Regions from separate parts of the Homo sapiens genome. Here region 1 is linked to region 2. A link is an interaction called in ENCODE POLR2A ChIA-PET data of the cell type or tissue named here. Cell type or tissue: A673. All regions are shown on one strand. Links, peaks and the distances in the headings refer to the core of each region. The heading gives the core; the rest is flanking DNA. Region 1 holds the start of LOC124903340 (a long non-coding RNA gene). Region 2 has its middle 13 kb from the start of SRSF5.

Evidence for each region. Peaks named below come from ENCODE experiments on the same cell type or tissue, not always from the same donor. Only the 100,000 strongest peaks of a DNase experiment are listed, where the experiment ranks them.
Region 1: POLR2A ChIA-PET joins it to region 2 with 7 read pairs; 4 of 35 experiments call an interaction of 5 or more read pairs at or near these places.

Annotation. Positions count from the first base shown.
Region 1 is chr14:70,343,514-70,346,423 of GRCh38, reverse strand. The region is part of intron 3 of SYNJ2BP-COX16 (SYNJ2BP-COX16 readthrough); the gene reads left to right. The region is part of intron 1 of COX16 (cytochrome c oxidase assembly factor COX16); the gene reads left to right. LOC124903340 (a long non-coding RNA gene) reads right to left here and starts at 1,289. Exons shown (of 2, transcript XR_007064238.1): 1 at 1,231-1,289; 2 at 1-96. In A673, for the core only: no CTCF peak of the experiment used is centred there; no DNase peak of the experiment used is centred there.
Region 2 is chr14:69,752,737-69,755,646 of GRCh38, reverse strand. No RefSeq gene overlaps it. Among named protein-coding and RNA genes, the nearest start is that of SRSF5, 13 kb to the left of the region's middle. In A673, for the core only: no CTCF peak of the experiment used is centred there; a DNase peak (open chromatin) is centred at 1,556.

The DNA.
Region 1 (2,910 bases), core at 122-2,621, 590 kb before region 2:
GTGGCCTTCATTGCCGCACTTGAAAAGGTGCCAAGTGGAGGTAGGTTGCTAGGAGGCTTCCGTGTGGAGCTGCGGACCCGTGGGCCTGCAGGGCCCCTGATGGCGGAGGCAAGCATTTGAAACTCCGCCTGTTTTTGCCTTTTACTTTCCCTATCACGATTGTTAAAGACTATGAAGGCTAAATTAAGACGGTCTTGTGAGGTTTGAGGGCCATCATCAAGCTTCTGAAGCTTGCACCGAATATCGGGGGTGGATTGGGAGATGAACCGAAGGTTTAAGATAATGGTTCGTTCTGAGGGTTTGAAGGGGGAAGGAGGGTTAACAGGCAGTGGAGGATAGGCAGGGGCGTAAGGTGGCGGGATGAGTTTACAAGCTTTAGGAGAGGGCAGTGGGGGAGGAGAATGGGTACAGGCAATACTAGAATTGTCCCGAGGAGGGGATGGTGTAGGAAAAGAAGTGGATACAGCTGACTGGGAAGATGGCAGCTGGGAAGATGGCAGCTGAGAAGACAACGAGGAGGCTTGGGGGGTTAAAAAAGATGGTTGAGAGGAAAAGGTAGGGGTTGGGAGGGGTGGATAGCAGTCAGTTGGATCGAACGAGAAAAATGAGGTAGGGTCGGGAGGAGAAAGGCGATCAGGGCGGTGAGAATGGAGGGGAAGGATTTGAACAGGTAAGCAAGAATTGCAGAGGTTGGGTTGTGAACTGAGTGCAAAAAGGCCTGGACATAAGGAATTTCTTCCCATTTTTCCAGTCGTCGGCAATAATTGCTTAAGTCAGTTAAAATTGTAAAGTTGAATGTTCTATTTGCAGGCCATTTGGACCCATTATTTAATTTGTACTGTGGCCAGGCTGTATTGCAAAAAAGACAGGTACTTAGAGCGAATATCTTGCCTGAGGCCTAAGGTTTGCAGGTTTTTTATGAAGCAGCCTAGAGGGCTGTTGTTTGGAATGGAGGACCGGAGTTTCCCATAACAGAGGGTAGGCTCAGGAGAACAGGGAAAAAGGAGACCATCCTGGAGGGAGATGATAAAAGGAGCAACTGTCACCGCTGCCTTTTTCGTTCCTGGAACACGATCAAATGGCTTAGAGGCATCCCCCTAAGACCAGATGATCAGCGAGTGCCTGGCACACGCCGGCGCCTTCTTGGACCAACACTGGATATTCGGACCAGAGAAACTAAGAGAGGCCGTGTGAATTTTCCCTGCTAACTGGGCCCCTGAGGAAACTTACCAGTAAGCAAGATCAGTGACCAATGTGCATGCACAGAGAGGCAACTGGAGATCGAGGAGCTTCCTTTGTCTGGCTGCTGTGGCCTGCTGTCTGGGGTGGAGGGGTAGGTTCACAGGGGACGTGGACCAGAACCTCTCCCGGGTTTCAGCACCAGATGTACGGTTCTTGTATCGGTTGGAACCCTGAGAGCGCACCAACAGACAACATGAGGTGGTGAGGAGCAACATGCTGTTTTGATGAGCGCGTGGGTGCAGGTGGGCTGAGGCCTAAAATGGCATCAGCCCCAAGTGAGGATGGGACAAAGGTTTTATAGTCTCCTGTAAACAGGAAGTGTCCTAGTCTGACATAATTGCTCTGTTGTACCTGGATGGCCTCTTTCTCAATCTTCAGGGGTACGTATTTTCCGGCCGGCTCTCTTCCTGCTTCTGCTATCTTGCTGGTGCACACTGCTGGTACAAGTAGCCTTGTGCCTTGGGACTGGGCCTGAGAAGGGATGAGTTGTTCATCTCCTTAAGCTTTCAGGTCCCAGGGAGAATCTTACACTATTCATCCCTGCTCTGAGATGTCAGGGAAATCTACAGGTGTCTTCTGAAATCCAAAGTCCATTCTAAGCTTGTTTTATAAGAGCGACACACAATAAGTAATGGTGAGTGAGTTTCTCCTTGTGGTCATTAACTTTTGTAGCAATACTGAAACCGCCTTTGCAAAATTATAACTGAGGAAATTATGACAATGAAAGAAATCAGACCTAACTGACTCCATCTTGCTTCTAACCTGTAAGCTGCCCTTGTTCATTCCTGGGCATAGGCCGAACTATGGGAAGGAATTCAGTTCATGGTTTGACTCTGAAACAAAATTGATAATAGCCCTTTCCCAAAAAGACTCCCTTCTTGCCTGGGGACCAGTCTGCCTTTGCAGGACCAACAAATTAGCTACAAGATTAGAAATTACAGTTTATGGGTCATGCAGCCTCTGGCTCCAAGAGCCTGAACCTCCCAAATTGCTCCTGGGGATAACATCGCTATTGTAAAACCTAACATCAGTTCTTGAGATATTTTGCAGACCCTGCACTGGATGGATCAGCTGACATTACCCAGACGGGTAATTGGGCTCAACCAGTTCTGCCATCCCACCCAGTGACAGAAAACAGCAAGGAAAGCTCACTTTGCCCCCTATGAGTCCAACTCCAAACTGACCAATCAGCACACTCCCCACTTCCCAAGCCCCTACCCACCAAATTATCTAAAAACTCTGATCCCTGAATGCTCGGGGAGACTGATTTGAGTAATAATAAAACTCCGGTTTCCACACAGCTGGCTCTGCAATTCCCCATTGTTATTCCCCATTGTAATTCCCCTGTCTTGATAAATCAGCTCTGTCTAGGTAGCACGCAAGGTGAACCCATTCGGTGGTTACAATTCTTTATTATGAAGTTTAAATCTTTTGAAAATACTGTGCCTCAAATAGGTGCCAGCAAAAACATGAAAGTGATTCTGTATATCTTAAGATGATGTTTCAGAATTTCACTATATAGTAAGAATTTGAAGACTTTCTTTACCTGTGACCTGTATAGCCATATTGTCCCTGGGAATACAATGTGATATACAGAATATTCTGCAGCAAGTTTTCATGAGATTTCTTTATCACTTGGTAAGGTAATGAGAACTCCAATTGCCTTAT
Region 2 (2,910 bases), core at 95-2,594:
CCTCTCTCTGCTTAAGATGGCTCAAGTTGGCTTCTGTAACTTGAGAGCAAAATAGCTTAACATACAACATGATCCAGTGTAAGCAATCAAAAATGGATTTATTGTTAAGGATTCAGAAGTGTCTCATGAAATCCAAAGGTCAGAATGTGCTCAGGCCTGAGGAGGAGTCTGAAACAGGAAGTGGGAACTGTCAAGAACTCAGATACATACAATTTCCACCTCCCTCCTCTGTTTTTTTATGTCATTTGCTCACCTCCTGCAGCTTGGCTTTCCTTGCCTCTCAATCCATATGGGAGAAGATGACCACACCCTATCACCCAGTTTTCATATCCCTTCCATTCAAAAGTAGATCCCAGCCGGGTGCAGTGGCTCACACCTGTAATCCCAACATTTTGGGAGGCCAAGACAGGAGGATCACCTGAGGTCAGGAGTTCAAGACCAGCCAGGCCAACATGGTGAAACCCCGTCTCTACTAAAAATACAAAAATTAGCCAGGCATGGTGGCAGGCGCCTGTAATCCCAGCTACTCGGGAGGCTGAGGTGGGAGAATTACTTGAACCTCGGGGGGCGGAGGTTGCAGTGAGCCGAGATCACACCACTGCACTCCAGCCTGGGCAAAGAGCAAGACTCTGTCTCACAAAAAAAAAAAAAAAAAAAAAGGTAGATCCCAGAATGAGCATGTGAGTCTCAATTCCAAGTTCCCTGGAAAGGAAAACCTGATTGGCCCCGTTTAGGTAAGGTGTCTATTCTGGTCCAATCAAAGATGAGGTCACATGGTACAAACATGGCTGCCAAAGAGCTCACCTCATAGATGAGGATGATGTTTCTCAGTATTATTGTCAACAAAGGTGAAATCCCAAATGTTGAATAAACAAGCAGCTCCATTTCAAAATGGCCCTGACTGCCCTAGATTAAATTCCCAAGCACCCACCAACCTTTCACCAAAGCAGGCCAAACCCGCTTTATCTTCCAGCACTAGGCCCTGCTTTGGCAAAGACATGTGAAACCGTCTTATCTGCCTGGGTCATGCCTATCTTCCTTGCATGATTAGGCACAAGAAGATTTCCTAATGGTTACCTACTGTAATTGTAACATTCAGGAATAATTGGAGGGCTGATACATGCCCAGGTACTGTTCAAGGAGTTCCATAGGCTTCTTTCATTTGACCCCCTCAACAGCCCTAAGAGAGGTACTGCTAATCCTGTTTTACGGTAGAGGAAATATATTTTGAGAAGTTTCTTTCCCAAGCTCAATAACTATTAGTGACAGTGTAGGATTCAAGCCCAAGAGCTCTTCCAATGGGCCAAGGTCAACTCTGGGGTGGAATGGAGGAGTGAACAGAGTGGAGTTGAGCGCCTTGGCCAGGGAAGCAGAGGCTAAAATGGAAACCGAGTTTAGGCTGAGGGGCTCAGACACTGTGGATGCCCTGCTTAGTTTCTGAGGCACTGACACTCCCCACAGCCCTAACTCAGCACATGCCTATCTTACTCAACCTTCCCCAGTAAAATAGGGCTAATAAGGAGCAGAGTAGCATGATGATTACAGTGATTTATCTTTTGAGTCTCAAAGCATTTTATAAGCATTTCCTGTCCTGGGCAGATTTAAAAGATAGACCAAATTTAGACCACATACCCATAATAATAACTCACATTTATCAAGTGCTTACTGTTCCTGACACATGCTCAGAACTTTGCATTAAACCACCTACTTCCCCAAAACACAACAAGCTTTCATAAGAGGAGACTGAGGCTTAGAAAATAACTTCCAGGCAGGGTGTGGTGGCTCACGCCTGTAATCCCAGCACTTTGGGAGGCTGAGGCAGGCAGATTGCTTGAGCTCAGGAGTTTGAGATCAGCCTGGGCAACATGGTGAAACCCCATCTCTACAAAAAATTAGTCAGGCGTGGTGGCACGTGCCTGTAGTCCCAGCTACAGGGGGGCTGGGATGGGAGGATTGCTGCCGAAAGAAAGAAAAAAGGAAGGAAAGAAAGAAGGAAAGAGAGAAAGGAAGGAAGGAAGGAAGGAAGGAAGGAAGGAAGGAAGGGATGGATCCAAATTTCAACAGCAAGTATGCATTCGAACCCAAGCATTTTATCCCAAAGAGCCTCAAACTTTTACTATGTTTCAAACAAATAAATATTGGAGGTAGGGCTGAGCACAGTGGCTCATGCCTGTAATCCCAGCACTTCGGGAGGCCAAGGTTGGAGGTTTACTTGAGCCCAGGAGTTTAAGACCAGCCCAGGCAACATAATGAGACCTCACCTCTACAAAAAATTCAAAAATTAGTCAGGCATGGTGGTCTGTACCTGTGGTCTCAGCTACTCAGGAGGCGGAGATGGGAGGATCGCTTGAGCTCACAAGGTCGAGGCTGCAGTGAGCTGTGATCGTGCCACTACATTCCAGCCTGGGTAACAGAGTGAGACCCGGTCTCAAAAAAAAAAAAAACTCTAGATGTAGGCTGAATAAAAACTTAAGGACATATCCAGAGAAGTTTAAGAAAGGAATTTGCTACACAAGAGGAAATAAGGCCAAGGAGACATTCTCTCTAAAGGGAAAAAGCAGAATGGCAAGGCAGCTCTGGGTTATGAAAAGCAGCTTCCACCTCCTCTCCAGGAGGTCAAGGTTATCTTTACATCAAGCTCTTAACCATGGCACCTGCTCTGCTCAGCATGCCTGTGTGTGAATGCCTGGGGTATGTGAACCCCTGGGGAACACAGCATGACTTTCCAAGGGGTACTTGGAATTCCATTTTAAGGGACCCACCTACTATTCTAGATCCTCCACTTTGAAAAGAACTCTTTCCTAATTTGATTTGATGGTGAACTCTCCCGTGGTCCAGGTGTCTCTTTTTTTTTGAGACAGAGTCCCACTCTGTCACCCAGGCTGAAGTGCAGTGGTGCAATTTCCACCT